2 separate regions of the Mus musculus genome follow, and region 1 is linked to region 2. A link is a loop called in an ENCODE intact Hi-C map of the cell type or tissue named here. Cell type or tissue: heart. All regions are shown on one strand. Links, peaks and the distances in the headings refer to the core of each region. The heading gives the core; the rest is flanking DNA.

Evidence for each region. Hi-C counts contacts between places; a loop is a spot of excess contacts. Peaks named below come from ENCODE experiments on the same cell type or tissue, not always from the same donor. Only the 100,000 strongest peaks of a DNase experiment are listed, where the experiment ranks them.
Region 1: a loop joins it to region 2, with 3.0 times the contacts of the local background. A loop is called at or near these places in 5 of 42 quality-filtered maps.

Annotation. Positions count from the first base shown.
Region 1 is chr17:10,836,637-10,844,608 of GRCm38, forward strand. Pacrg (PARK2 co-regulated) reads right to left here and starts at 3,555. Exons shown (of 5, transcript NM_027032.2): 1 at 3,125-3,555. The coding sequence starts at 3,232. Prkn (parkin RBR E3 ubiquitin protein ligase) reads left to right here and starts at 3,723. Exons shown (of 12, transcript NM_016694.4): 1 at 3,723-3,853. The coding sequence starts at 3,847. In heart, for the core only: a CTCF peak has its summit at 4,456; DNase peaks (open chromatin) are centred at 3,645 and 4,425; H3K4me3 peaks cover 1,855 bases; H3K27ac peaks cover 1,366 bases.
Region 2 is chr17:10,331,353-10,339,324 of GRCm38, forward strand. No RefSeq gene overlaps it. Among named protein-coding and RNA genes, the nearest start is that of 1700110C19Rik, 11 kb to the left of the region's middle. RefSeq lists an enhancer at 2,211-5,822. In heart, for the core only: a CTCF peak has its summit at 4,244; DNase peaks (open chromatin) are centred at 3,829 and 4,689; H3K4me3 peaks cover 1,561 bases; H3K27ac peaks cover 4,356 bases.

The DNA.
Region 1 (7,972 bases), core at 1,422-6,421, 510 kb after region 2:
AGTGTTGAAAATGGAACATTGACACCCAGCCTCACACCAGGCTCCCGCCAGAGCTCAGGGGACACTGAGTAAAGGGATCAGAAAGAATGTATGAGCCGGAGGACGTAGAGGCATGCTGTCCTCTGGACGTGATATGGCCATTGCACTTATGAATGCCTGGGGCATGCCTAATCAAGATCAAGGCAGTTAATGTGCCAATGTGGATGAGAAAGGGGCTCATAAGGCTTCACCCCTAGCTGAAGAGCCATGGAGAACTGATGGCAGCAGGAAGCTGGGAGGAGTCCATTTTCTTTCTGGTATGTGGCACCTGACAAGTCACCATGCTCAGGTGGATGACAGGGACACATGCAGGCAGCACTAATAAACTCAGTGGGTTATGAAAAACAAAACAGGAGGACATGAAGGTAGGAGGGGCAGGATTTAGGGAGAGAGGGAGGCAGGATTTGGGTTGAATATGATCAAGATATGTTGTATAAATGCATGAAATTATCTAAGAATTGTGGCTGGCTCTGTGGAATGTGGTTTTTTGTTTTGTTTTCATAGCTCCCAAATATTCACATTGTGTAAACAGAGAAACTTTGTCCTGGAAAGTTTGGTCTAGCTGTACTGATGATTGACAGGTAGAGAACAGCTTGGGAGACCTTACATTCCTGAGGTGTGGGGGTGATGAGGGCCCCCATCCAAATCCACCATCTTCACTACTTGCACCGCACTGAAGGAGTGTTTGCCGTCCTAGCCACCGATGCTTAACCATTTGCATCCTGAATCTTTTACTTGTCTTTATGCTTTTCTTCACCATAATGCACCAGCTTCAGCTCAGGACCTCTAATGATCCCCATTGTCCCATCACCCTGCTATCACAGTAATAAAAGATTGCAAGTTTGAGCTAGTCACAGAGCTATCAGTTACAGCCCATCTCAGCCTCTCTTTCAACTAATTATGCCTTCAAACCTAAGCTTAGACATGGACTAAAGCAGCAGCGTGAGAGGAGTTTCTGGGGCTCAGCGAAGTAAGCAACGTCCTCATCACTGTGCCGTTTTGGCAGGTAATGTCTATCTTGGAGATTGTGTCTTTTTGAAACTCTACAGCTTTCTTAGCCTGTTTTCTGAAGGGCCTGGAATCAGGGCCTACAAGTGAGATCTCCACAGCCTTGGATCCATATTCTAACTTGCTGTGTGTGTGTGTGTGTGTGTGTGTGTGTGTGTGTGTGTGTGTGTGTGTGTCTGTGTGTGTGTCTGTGTGTGTGTGTCTGTGTGTGTGTCTGTGTGTGTGTGTCTTTGAGTCAGGGCCTTCATATGGAGGGTAGTTTCCTTTGTTCTTGTGTAGCCCAGGATATCTTCAAGGAGGCTCTACCTTCTGAGCATGAAGTTGTGGCATGCTTCACAATGCCTGACCTATCTTGCTTTTTGATGAGGTTTGTATAAGCCATAAAGGTTTTTTGCTGACAGAGGGAATGAATACTCATTAACTGGTTTTTGGTCATGGACTTTTTCATCATACTCTAAGAAGGTAAACAATCTGCAAATCTCAAATTATACAACTCCTTTCAACTTTTAATGGAAAACACTGTATCAATATGAGTTTAAATATTCTCTGATTGACGACTTTTGTGGTTGCTCACTTTTACTGAGACCAAACCAAAAGTTCATGCTGATGTAACAACCACTCATTGCTTAGGACTACTTGTCCCTGGATTTTTAAGAAATTAGTTCACAAATAATAAATGTTTACATTTATCATCATTTCATAAACAATTTCCATACTTCCTAGGATAGATTCCATGTGTTTTTCTTGGAAGGACATTGAAAAGACATTGCCCACTGAAATGGAGTCTTACAGAGGGAAGGGAAGGTGGCTGAAACTCCTGAGAAGTAGTTTGGAGTTGGCTTTTGGGACACTTGGTTGCAATTTAAAAGATGAATGTTGGTATATACGCTCTGAAGAGAAGTAGACTTTCAGAGGGAGAGAGATACTTTATAATGTGACAAAAAGTACATCCGAGAACTCACAGGTGGTGAACTGTTAAGGACTGAATAGAGATGCACCTTTTCTGTTTCCTGTAACTCTGCAGTTTGCTTTTACACTCTATAACTACTATAGATCAACCAATATACAATAGCAACATAGGAATCCAAGCTGGAAGTCTACAGGTAATCTACTTCATTTGTGTCCTCTAAGTGGTATGTATAAGATTTGCAATATATAAGTAGAAATATAGTGGGACAACGAAGAACACTATTAAGCTAATATATTGAATTGCTGTATAATAAGATCCTCTCAGGGTGTAAATTGTACAAAATTGAAAACTACATTTAGTATTAAATCTCTCACACTCCTAAACAGGTGCCCACTCAGTAGACAAACATGGTTTAGCATACCAAATCATATGGTATTTAATAAACAAGAAGATTGAAAAGCAGTATTAGGCATATAGCTAAACCGTTTGTGTGCCTTTGAATATTTTCCCCTATTCGTGTTAAGAATATTTTATTTGTATTATCACAACTCATAAAAATGAAATAGGGCTTGTATTATTAGAGACACTTGAAATAGAGCTTATATTGTTTAAAATGTATTTAAAAGGCCTATCAGGAACCAGTCTTCACATAAGTAATTTTTGAATACTTTAACAGGTTAATACCTTTTTTTTTGTCAGAATGTTGCTGAGTAAATGCTAAGGCATTCTAAAATGTCCCAGATGAGATAAATTAGTATATATTACTGATGAGTTTATGTGTCTCATACTGGTTCGTGTTAAATTTTGAAAGCCTATGACTTCTAAGAGCATTCACTCCAGAAGGTCTTGTACTGAGTGGACTAAGTTTACAATAAAGATAAGGATTTTTTTCCCCCTTACCAGTGAAACAGCTTAAGTGTAATTTGGGGTAGTGGAGAAAGCACACTTGCTCAAGAAGGTGCTTATACGCTAACTCAGTACATCGCCTGCCCCAAAGGTTCTTTAACCACCTAGCCTACATCTCTGCACACTGTCGGGCAGAGTCTGCTACTGACCGAGTCATTGCCAGTTCTGGTAAACAGTACCAGGACCCAGGGCTTGTCATCCTCTACAACCACATGTCCCCTGATTCGGAGCAAGTGCGTTCAATCGAGGAAGATCACTTACGACTGAGTTTTTCATCATGGCTTTGACTGTGAAGCCCTCAGAAACCAGGGAACGAGGCTGGTGCACCTGGAACGTCTGTTGTGGCAGCAGTTTAGTCCTCTTCGGCATCTTGTCTGGGCATTTGTTTAAGGTCAGGGTCTCTTTTTCTACCACATTCTTCCTAGAAAACGTCTTGTTCTTATCAGAGGTGTGGAAGAAAAACCAGTGGCTTTTACAGAAGTGAGCAGGGGGTCGGGAAAACACTCTAAAAGGCTCTAGTGGTAGAAATTCAACCCCTCGTGCTGCCCAGGGAGATCCAGATGTTTGGCAGCACCAAGGTGGAGGGAGTTTAGGGGAGGAGAGGGGCGGGAAGAGGGCTGGGATCCGAGGCTAGAGTCTCTAAGAGCTTCCAAAGGTGTAAGCCTCCCGGTTGCTAAGCGATTAGTCAACATTAGGAGACGCTAGTCCCGCCCCTCCGTGACGAGCGTTTCCGGAAAAGGTTACCAGCGAAGACAGTTGCAGCTGCCGGAGGCGAATCTTACGGGTTAAAACTACGCCTCCCAGCAGGCTTCGCGCTAGGGGCGGGTGGTTGCGCGTGCGCACTGCGCCCGCCTGGCTCGCGAGGGGAAGGGGGAGGAGGCCTGGATGACTAAACCTGACAGAAACGCTGGTGGGAGGCTCGGGCGGGCGCCAGTGCCCGCGTAGGTCCTTCTCGACCCGCAGCCACCACCCGCCCGGTGACCATGATAGGTACGTGGGTGCCTGCCAGGTACAATCTCTCCGCGCCGCCCCGCGTCCGTGTGTGGCACCACGTCACACCCCACGGGTCCGAGTGGGATCCTCGGGGGCCGACCCGAGCCACCTGTCAGTGTCACGGCGGAGGCGTGCGTGCCGCGCTCCGTCCGCTCTGTGGGCTTCCTCGGCCCGCCCCCCCCCCCCCCCCCGCCCATAGCCTGGTCCGGTGTGTGCTAGAGCATTAGGTATGAGTTTCCAACCTGCCTTAGCCAAGGTTAGCTCGCTGAAGACTGTATCCCCACGGACACCCGCGTGCTCCACTGCGACCCCCGACGGCGGGGCTCGCCCTGCCGCTCCACGGGGTGACCAGCCCAGGTCTGTTTCGGTCAAGCTGTCCTTCACTTCAGGGCGAGTTCACACACCCTAGGACTTAAAGAAAATCTCAGGAAAGCATCTGCCTCGTGGAGATCGCACCTCAGTTCTGTCTTTTTAAATGTGTCCTCGGAGATCTGAGACGAAAGACTAGCCGAGTAGATAACTGCAAAGATGGCTTTTTCCCCCACTACAGTTTGTGACTGGGTGCAGTTTGACCAGTGCAGCTTTGGAAGTGGCCACTAGGGTTGTTCTAAGCAGTGTGAAGTAGGCAGATTGGAAAGGACCTCCCTGACAGAGATGTTATATGTGAAGCCACGTTTTGGGTTCTCCTCCGGGATAAGTAGAAATAAATGCATAATTTAGCGCACATTCCCGTTTGGAGGTTTCGTTACTGTAGACTCGCCGCCCCCATCCAAGTGATGTTCTGAAGATGTAGTGAACTTGTTTGTGATATATGCCTGACAGGTATCGCACTAAGCACATCTGAAGTCGGTCTATTTGAGATGTGTCTAGAAGATGGATGAGAGGTGCATTTATGAAGTAAATGCGTTACACGGTGAAAGTAGCCGAGTCTGTTTTAACTCATAAAAGTAATGTTACAAGTGTGCAGCCCTCCTCTCTTCCTCTTGAGAGTCATGCTAGGCAGCTAAGATGCTCCTGGAAGCAGAGGTGCACGCTCATGGTGTCTAGCTGCTTCTTCCCTCCATAGGGCAGTGTGTATTTTGGATGAATGAATTGGAAACTTGTTAAATTAAGAAAAAAAGTATACATTTTTATGAATGGCACTAAGCTTTTAAGTGACATTTACTTAAGAGTCGTTTGTAAACCCAAATCTGAACTGATTAGTGCGAACCAAGTGGGACAGATTAGGAAAAAAAATACAGATTTTACAAGAGAGAAATACCTCATATTTTGAAAACAATTACACACGTTTAGTTTCTTTCAACTTAAACTAGTTCATGGATGATTTTGATAAGCAAATGTCCCCTAAGGCTATATAAATATAGGAAATTAAGACCTAAAACTTAAAACTATTTTTAAAGTCTCATAAATTATTATATTAATAACTTTAGGATGGAACACAATTTAGCCAGCTTTATTTAGATTTACCTGGAGCCCTCTTAATAAGAACTGTGCCATTTGAATGTTACAATTAAATTAATTAGTAATAAAAACCAGGGAAATAGAAGACAGATTTAAAACTCTTCTTTCTTTGGCTACTCTTTTTACAGGGTGAATAAGTGTGCGTTTTAACACAAATGATTGTATCCTTGTCCCCTGCCCCATGAAAAGGAACTTCCATTCAAAAACAAAAACCCTACACAAACAATGTTACATTGTTTTGTTTAACTAGTTGTATTGCCTAATATTATTGGTGGCCGCATTTTCATGAAGTTCTGAATTGCCAGGTTGGAGGCTTGGGTGTGGTGACAGCACCTAAAGCAGGTGAGAGGGAACCCAATCCGGAGGAAGCTTTGGGAGGAATAGTTCTGCATTTTTATGACTAATCCTTGAACAGGAAACAAGGGCCGACAGGAACTGCACAGAGATCTGCTACAGAGCAAAGGACACACAAATAGCTCCAGGGACTGAGCAGTGTCTTCCTCTGCATAGCACTACTGAGAGCTGAGGCCTTCTGTACTTGAGCTCTCTCCCCCTGCAGTACTCTCCTAGTGAAGGAAATACTGCACTCTGTCAGTGAAGTCCTTGCTCTGAGAAGAATCCTCTGGATTGGCTTCCTGGCCAAATAAGAGGAAAGGAGACTAATACTTTATTGCCCATAAAATAATTTTCCTTTTGTTGTTTCAAAGTAGAGGGTTTCCTTCTTGTCATGGAGATGGCTTCAAAAGTACTTACATCTCCCATTTGGATTATGATTGACATGCTAAATGCCTTGACCTAGAGAGAGTTAAACCATAATTTTATTGAAGTTAATGAAAAGTCTGCCTTTGTGAGGCATGGAGAAGGGATTCATAATAAGAAAATTTAACTGAGAAAAACATAATTTTGAGCACCTATTTTAAAACTTTTTTTAAATTTAAAAAAAATGAGCACTTCTTTGTGTTTAAAATTGATTTTTAGTAGTGACAATTGAGAATTGTTCTAAATGTACTATACATTTAGGCATTTGATAATATCAGCTATTAAAGCACACGAGTACCCATACAATTGAAAAAGAAAGTTCTTAAATTAAAACCCCATGTTACAGAAGATATTTAAAATAGAACTGTAGCTCAGTGAAGTATTCTAAGGTGCAGAAGACCTTGGGCTCCATTCAAAAGTATTGTTTTTTTTTAATTGATTAAAATATTATTTCCTATATCTTGTTTAAAATCACTTCGAGAATTTAACTGTTTGCATATTTAAAAAATCACATTAATTCCTGCCTATTCTTCAATTTTATCAGATTTATTGGTTAGGAAAGTACCCTGCCTTTTAAATACATTTTCAGTAGTCATAGCATAGGCGTGCTGGTGACTTGGAGTCCTGGCCTCTCTCTCAGTGTTAGCATACATTTATTATCACTTGCCAGAAAGTGTCTTCTTTCTAAATTGTCTTCTCTATTGATAAAGGGTAGAGTATTTTAATTTGAAAGGAGTTTTAGGATGAGTCATTCATTTTATACTGATTGAGTTTTACAAAAGCAAATCCCAGGGCTGAGCATACATTATGTGTCTGGTGCTATCAAGAGGTGCCAAGGATACAAGGATGGAATAAGCAGAAAAAAATGCTTGGTCATTGTAACTATTTCATCAATACTGACTCTTGGCCCAAAGTCGAGCTTTGTTTTAAACTGGTGTGCAGGGAATTTTAAGTCTTGGACTGTGTAGGTGTAGTTGAATGTACTCTGTACTGCTACTTGTGCTTCAATGACTTTAGGTGAAAGCAACTCTACGTCTTGATACTGTCTGCTCTGAGGTGCCCTTGTGTCACAAAATGGGTTCTCCAAAACATTTGTATAGAAGAATTTATATAATTTTATTCAGGTCTCTTTTGGGTCCAAAGCCTCTGAAAAAACTTTATGCCTTTACAAATGTTAGTCCTATTTCTAAAGGTTTTTCTGAAGTCTGCATTTTTTAAAATCCAAAGCTCCATGGCTTGAAAATGATACATTGAAAGTACTTGGTAAGATATGCAAATCCATCCCTACCTCTAAACCTTCTTTGAACCCTCCCCTCTCGAGGAAGGAAGGAAGGAAGGAAGGAAGGAAGGAAGGAAGGAAGGAAGGAAGGAAGAAAGAAAGAAAGAAAGAAAGAAAGAAAGAAAAAGAGAAAGAGAAAGAGAAAGAGAAAGAGAAAGAGAAAGAGAAAGAGAAAGAGAAAGAGAAAGAGAAAGAGAAAGAGAAAGAGAAAGAGAAAGGAAGGAAGGAAGGAAGGAAGGAAAAGTTCTCTTTATTTCAAGATGTTTAATATTCATGAACCAGGTTCAATGCAAAATACTTTATTCTGTTAGCTTTCAGTTCTTTGATCAATGAAAATTGTTTCTTACCTGCTGTTTCTTCAGCCTTTAATTGTAGCCCAGTGCTTATTCAATGTTTCTGTTTTAATTTACATTTAATGAGCTCATTTAAAATTTTTCTTTGTAGTAGTCCGAGTGGTTTCCTTCCCAACATTTATTATATTAAAGACTGAGATATCTGACAGCTAGCTGATTTATATTTCAGCCTCCCCACCCACAGCCCCTGGCTTATTTACTTCGTCTTCTAAAGGAGAATTTTGGTTAGAAGGAATGCAGTTAGCAATGCTGTTTCCCATAGTA
Region 2 (7,972 bases), core at 1,392-6,391:
TCTCTCTGCTGTTTGCTGTCAGTTCAAGATGTTCCTGAACATGAACAAGGCCTCAGCTTCCTGTTCCTGAGGCCTTGCTATTGCTCCCTCATCATGGACTGTGACCCTGGAACTGTAAACCCAAATAAATTCTTGGTTTTGTAAGTTGCTTTGGTCATGGTGTTTTATCACAGCCACAGAATCACTGTACTTCCCCTCAGATACTCCTCCTCCTAAGGGGTCCCCACTTAAGAATCTTCCCAGTGCTTTTCCACTGTGGGTCTGTCTCTTCTTACACAGAGTGTCACTGGACTTATATTGGCCCCACTAGAAAAAAAATGGTGTGATGACCTAAAACTCACTTTCCTTTGCGTCACCTCTTGCAAGCAGCCTGGCCACAGAATGGGATCCCCAATATCATCCAGTTCACCATGTTAGAGAAAGTGGTGGGTGCCCAGAATCATACAAACCAGGCACGGTAGCACAGGTCTAAAACCCCAGCTCTCAGAAGGCAGTGCAGAGTCAGAAGTTCAAGATCTCCTTGGCTACATAAAGTTCCAGGCCAGCCTGGGATGCATGCAGCCCTGTCTTAATAGAAAAATAAAAGCCCTCTGACCAGCTGGGCATAAGGGGATTCTCCAATACACACTTAGTCTTAGGCTGGCTTCTCTTGCCAAGGACAATGGGAAGCATGGGCATTTAAAGTTGAGTGCTAATCGGCACCTTCAAGAAATCTACAGGGTGAACACCAAGGAATGCCTCTCAGTGGGAATATACTTAGCATCTTTTGTTTGTTTTTGTTTTTGTTTTTGTGAGACAGGATCTCTCTCTGTATCTCTAGCTGTCCTGGAACTCGCTATGTAGACCAGGCTGGCCTTAAAGTCGCAGAGATCAGCCAGCCTAAACGTCCAGTGCTCAGGATTAAAGGCATTCACCACCAAGTCTGGCCTGTTTGGTGACTTTTGGGGACACTGAGTGGCAGCAGCTAGCTCCACCTGTGAACAAGAGCAGAGAATTGTTATGCAAAGAAAGCTTCTAAAATTGCTGACCTGAGGTAAACAGGGGACCAGAGGGAGTTGTCTCTCACAAGTGAAGGAAAGGAGATCCTGCCAAGGAGACAAGGCAAGCCCTTAGTGGTAGCACATGGCTACCTCACCAACTACCTAAATGTCATCCATGCAGGTTGTCTCCATAGGCTGTCAGGTGCCATGGGAAAAGACCCTCCAGAGCCTGCTGAATATGGTTATGTACATCATGTACATCTCAATTTTATTTTATTTTATTTTATTTGGGGTTTTTGTTTTGTTTTGTTTTGTTTGTTTTGGTTTTGGTTTTGGTTTTTTTTTTCGAGAAAGGGTTTCTCTGTATAGCCTTGGCTGTCCTGGAACTCACCTTGTAAACTAGGCTGGCCTCAAACTCAGAAATCCACCTGTCTCTGCCTTCCAAGTGCTGGGATTAAAGGCGTGCGCCACCACCACCCGGCACATCTCAATTTTAAGCTGCATCTCCAGATGAGCCTTCCTCTGGGACACCATGTATGAAGTAAGATGCACTTTTCTATGTCTTCCCCTGGCTGAGTGCTCTTTCAAAGCGTGGCACCTCCTATTCCCTCAAAAACACTTCTCTTATTGTCTCCAAGAGCAACTCCACCTAGCTCATCTTCTGTGAGATCATGGCTCCACCGATTTCTAGCTTTGCAACCCAGTACAAGTAATTGGCCTCTCTGTGACTGTTTATCCCTCTTCCCATGGGGATGCTGCTTGCTGCATTCATGCGTGGATCCCCACGTGTGGATGTGGGGTAGTGCATACTTCGAGTTAGTCTATGGGAACCATCACAGTAGGAGTGTAGTTACGGCTTGGACGGAGCAGCAGTGTGCACCCATGATTTCAAACCCACTTGCACAACAGTCATGAGATAAAGATTGGTGGTAGTTTATTAAACGTTATTTCCCTTTCATCCTGCACACAAAACCTCCCTTTCACACTTACCCAAAGACTAGGTGTGACCATGTGATGATTTCCGGTCAACAGGATATAACTGGTTGCACCCCTTCTAGGCCTGGCCTGCAAATATCCTTTTTTTTTTTTTCTGCTCTCCATCATTGCCTGACTGATTCAAGCCAGCTGGGTAGGAGCCACACAGGTCCCACAATGAAAGCATGGGCAAAGGCCATTCTCGAGAGCTTTCCCTTGCCACGATCCCGTAGCCCAGATAAGGTTGTGTTGTATTTTCACCAACATGCGCTTGGCAGGCCACAGATAGACCCTGCGCTGGAGAAAGGGCCAGTACTGAATCGTGGAATGTGAGTGATGTCACTGGTGGTACCTGTCCAGTAGGCGCCCTGTCCTTTACCTTCCTGTAAGAAGAGGTACTTCCCTCTCCCCTCTCAGAGAAATGGATTGCCACAGTCACCAAGTTGAGCAGGCAGTCCACGATGAGTGGAGGGACACACAATGTTGGTCCCAGTAACTGGTTCAAGGATAGCTACTACTTGACCCAAAGCAAGAGTGGCAAGTGCTGCTGAAGCTGTCAGCAGAAAACAGGGCCCCTTGTTTAGGCAGATTACTGGCTGAAGATAAAGATGCTTCAGGAATCCTGGTAGCTCGGTGAGGGGCTTGCTGAAGAAGTCAGGAAAAAGCAGAGCTGAAGAGAGCATTTCCCTGTGGCTTGTTGGGGCTCTTGAGCTCATTACGGTTGATTCACATTTCTGTCACCCTGATCCATAAACTTCCTCCTGCCTTAAGGTGATTGGAGCTAGTTTTCACCAGCTTATAAGGGCAAGGTACCAGTTTACCAGCTTTGTCCAGATTCCTTTTAATTTTCAGTGAGCTTCTATCTGATTGAAGGTTTCTTGTAGTAAGTAGTGAACTGGGGCAAATTGGAAGTTTTTATGAAATTTAGCACATTTCCTCCGATGTTTCCTAATAGTAAGATTTAACTAGTAATATTTGTACACTTTCGTTCAAAGCAACATAGTTGCAATCCCAGGTATTTCCAAAATGTGAACTAGGATGTAAGTTATTTTCTATTGCTAACTATTCAGGCTCTCATTGCTGTATAGTGTGTACCCCAAACTAAGCAGGATGCTTCATAAGACCTATAATCCATGTGTTTCATCTCAACCACTGTTAGGTATTACAAGGCTTTGACTTAAAATTCCTACCTGGTTAAAGCAACCCCCTTTCCACAGAGGAGTCTTTGTCCCAAAGCTGCTTAGTTCCATGTTGCCATCCTCTTCCTTTCTGATGAAAACTAGCCTGGCCAATCCATCCTTTACTGCCCCTGTATTCACTCCCAGGCTTTAAGGCCATTGGTCATCCTTCCTGTGAGACAGTGCTTTAGGAAGAAAGGAAGACTGCTCTAGCTTCCTCTCTTGAGCTCTGAGCCTTTGCTCTCTCCCTTGCTCTGTGCACTCCAGACCTCCCAAAATAAAAGCCAGGAGGAGTGTTTAAAAATAGTTTTTAAAAGCTTCATAGGGTGTGTGGGTGTCAAGGTAGCTGTTTGCGTGCAGACTTTCTCTTGGGATTCTGGGTTCTGTGCACAGAACATTTATGGAAGTTTTTCAACCTTCCATAGTGAGTGTCGATGTATTGTGTCTAACCCACAGGCTGATTTTGCGCACGTTTTCCCCGACACAGCCACATTCTGTTCCCTTTTCTTGCCTTACGTATTAGTGTAGACCCCTAGATCTTCATGCCTCACTTCTGTGGGTGGCAAAGGAGAAGGCAGCCGCCAGCGCAGTGGAGAGGGCAAAGCAAACCTGTCTGTTAAGAAAGAGCGGGACAGAACAAAGAGCACACATCCTTTGCCAACAGTCTTCGGAAACAGGCTCAGTCCGCTCATGCGCAGGAAGAAGGCCGGCCCGGGATAGTGTGGGCAGGAACAGGCAGAATGACCCCCGGGGATCACGGGTTTGTTGGAGTTTCCAGCACCTTTCATCCTTTGTCCCCACTTCTGATTCACATGCATATTACCCTGACCAACTCCACACTAAATTCTCTTTCTCCCCCTGGCTCTCTGGAAGGTGGTGGGAACCTCTAAATATTTATGAGGTGTCCGGGACTCTGGTGCTCTTGTGGCGCTAATGAATGCGTGCCTGCGCACAGGGACCCGAAACCCGGCAAAGGGACGGCCACACAGCTCCTGGCCTCGCAGTTCCCAGGCCCGGAAGAAAGCGGGGAGGATGAAGGGAGGAGAAGCTGTTGTCAGGAGAGAAACAAACGGTCGGGCTACACAAAAGAAAGAACAGAGTTCCATCTTTGCCCGCTGGAGCGCTCTGGAGCGGGTAGGAATGTGCGTGAGGCAGGGGAGTAACTCGCCCGATTCCCAAGTCGGAAATGAGTTTCCTAGGAGACAAAGAACCTACCCGCATTTTCTTTTAAGCCCCACTTTCTCCAGTTAAGAGTCTGGACCTCTCGCAGAAGCTGTTAGGGTCCTTTATGCGCTGTTTTCATTAGGGAGCTAAATTCCGTCTTAAAGTGAACTCTCCCTAAATATGTTTGCATAAAGGAATCTATAATTCTAGCTTGGAATGTAAATCACCTGTAGTAACAGGTGGTCTTCGTGGTATCTTAATAGAAAGAGTGATGTATTCATACATTGGAAATGAACCGGGGACGTCGGAATGTCCGGAACATCAAGCACCAGAAAGAATCGTCTGCCTAGCCCCCATTGGCTCGCGTCTCCAGACACCGAGATCTGAGGGCTCCCTCAATGTCACTCCCAGGCGGGGGAGTCTGCAGGCAGCTAGTCTATTGAAGTCATCCATACAATGCTGATTATTTTCCTTTGTAGGTCTCAATATCCAAAAAGATTAAGGTTTTGTTACTTTAAAACACTCGTTCCGGATGCAAGAAACAAGTAACCTTGGCTCCGCTCATCTATCTTCCTAGGATGCTAAAAAAAAAAAAAAAACTAGGAAATCCTACCTCAGGCCTGGTCATGGCCCAAACTTTAGCTCTGCCAAAGGGAGGCAAAGCAGAAACTGAGCCCTAGCTTCCTTTTGAACACACTAGAAGCTCTGCGCAGCTCCGTGACAGCCTGTAAGTCAGTTGTAGAGAGCTAAGACTTCATGTTGGAAGATTCAAAACATGTCCCCAGGATCCCACCCTGCCCTGTCACCCAGACCTGACTATGTGATTCCTAAACATTCCGCACAGGAGAAAGACTGAATTTCTTGTGCTTCTGCACCAGGGCATTTCGTGGAAAAGTGCGAGTTAGTAGGAATATTTAGTAAATGTTTTCAGTGAGCATTGCGTAGCTTTGATCAAAAGAATGTACAGATTCTGTCGCCATTTTGTGAGGTGATAGGACTGAGTTTGTAAACACGACTACTTTGTGGTTGTCTATCGTTGTGGCTTCTACTCCGGTGATCTTTCCAGTTGGCCTTGCTAGGATCTGCAAAGGACTCCAGAGAGCTAGCTCCCCACTGACTCGAAGTGTGCTTTTAGAACCAGTGAGCAGAGCGCATACAATTCATCCCAAGTTTTTGTGTGTTTTTTTATTTTGGCTGGCGTTTTGACGAGTTTGCCGATCTGCTTACTGGCTTGTTCTGAGCACGCTGTCTTCTTCCTAAGGTACCTTTGACTGACTTGGAACTCGTAACCAACCTCCTGCCTTTGCCTTCCCAGTGCTAAAATCCTGGCTGTGCCACCATAACTTGGTTTCCTGTAAATTATGAGCCTTTAAGAAATGTGTCTATTCTTCTGGAACGATGTCACCAATTAACTTCACCTTAAAAGTGGTATATTAAAATAACCTATATGGGAATAGGTGGTAGGAGGGGCTGTATTTTAAAGTGTAAGATTCACAGAAGAAGGAAGGTCAGGCCCCTGTTCTATTATCCTTGAGTAGAACATCCTAGAATGTGCTAGAATGAGGTTCCATGAAAGCTCAGATATAACCTTAGGGGTCGGGAAAGAGTGACGTTTTCTGATGGGGCAGAGGGAGCTAGGGATGAACATGTGAACATGGAGGGTACACGTTTGTCCAGGAAAATTACACAATCACAGAAACTGTTACTACCCATAAAATCGCAAGGCCTATTCTAAACACATTGTTCACATTAGGAAGAAGGGGATGTGAGCATTCTAATGCACAAAATGAGGCTTTTTGAACTGAAAGATTTCTGCAGGCAATTTGATGCTAAGTGCCAACATACAGGATTCTGTATGCCTTTGGGCTATAATCTCACTTCTAGGAATTTTGTATAAATTATGAATGAATACAGACAATAATTTTATTCTACATGGAATAAGTTAAAGGGGGAAGATTTGGATTTTATTATATTATTTAAGTGTCATGAAGTATTTTTAAGTATTTATTTACCTCAGTATGTTTGGCTTATCTGTTATCTCTGTATTAAACATGAACTGATTCGGTTACAAGAAATCGGTAATAAAGTTATCTTGAGGAAACAAGTCTGTCCCCATCTTTGGGATCCACGTGAGGGTTAGTTGTCTCTGATAGCGGGCATAGGTCCTACAGCTGGCAGGCACACTCTAAGCAAGCGCACTATCCTTTAGCTCTGATCAGCCAAATCCTGGGGAATTTCAGTGAAGTAACGGTGCCCTGAAGTTATGAATAAATTCAACTATACATTTTAAAAAATATTATTCAAACAGTCTCCCATTTGCTTTTTAAGGTGCAATTAAATATGCAGAAAAGTCCTGCTTCAGTTAGTTGTGCTGTTCTCTGAACTGGGCATGTTCCTCAAAGTCTTTCTACTGCAACTGCTTCACCATGGAGTGTCTCAAAAACAAACAGGCGGCACCAACCACAGCCTGTCTCAAACCAGAACACACTCTCCAGTTTGTATCCAAACAATCAGAACAAATGGGCCGGTTAACTTGGTATGGCAGTGTTAAAGAGCACACCCCCACACTCCTCATGCAGGCCCTTCCACACTCCCGCACATTCTCTCCTCATGGAGGCTTCGACAGGCTTCTCTTATGGCTTGAATTTTACTCCTCAAACGTTTATCAACATTTGACCCTGGAGATGTCCAGCCGGATCCGTTCCAAGCTTACAAGTACACTTTGTGCATACGTCTTCCTCCAACGGGACCAGCAGCCCAGCCCCCGGCCATTTCCAAAGGCATCTGGAGTGGCGGCCACACACTCAAGCCTAAAATTGCTGCTGAGGACTGGAAGCACTGCCCTGCTGACCCTACATCCACACTGAGTTGAAGTTAGCTGGCTAGCTGCCACAGTCCAAACCACCCTGACCTGTCTTCTGTGTTCTCTGGTGATGTTCCATACACGGACAAACTTGTTCAAAGGAGTCGCGTCATAGGTAGCAGGAGAAACTATCCAAGAAGTTACACCCAGGATAATATAATCACTTTTATTTCTTTTTTGTGCTTTCAGACAGTCAGTGCATTTGGTGTGTGGGAGTGAATACCATTTTCTTTTTCTTTTGTTTGCTTGTTTGTTTGCCTGCTTGCTTTTTTATTTTTAAAGACAAGGTCTCTTATAACCCAGTCTGGCTCAACGCTCTCTGTTAGCTGAGGCTGGTCTTGAACACTTGATCCTTCTGTTTCTTTGTCTTGTAAGCACTGAAATGACATGCCCAAATAATATTTTTTGAAAATTTTTGATGAGGCAGTCAACCTAATTGTATGGTTTATAGCCCTGGCTGTCCTGGAACTCACTTTGTAGACCAGGCTGGCCTCTAACTCAGAAATCCGCCTGCCTCTGCCTCCTGAGTGCTGGGATTAAAGGCATGCTGCCACCACGCCTGGCTTTATTCATATCTTTTAATTAATCTTCAAGTTGTCTGCAGAATTGAATCTTAAACATGAATTTTTGTAATATAAAGAATTCCCACTGCATAATGTTTTAAGTCCTTTTCCCCCCCTCCCTTACCATGTGGCTAAAGGCATCTAAGACTGTTTTAAAATGCTTCCTGGGAGAAGCCCTGTAGCTTCACAGAGGGGGTTGGGGGGGAGGGGCACGCTCAGTAGCTCTCAGCTCAGCTAGTGGTTAACAGG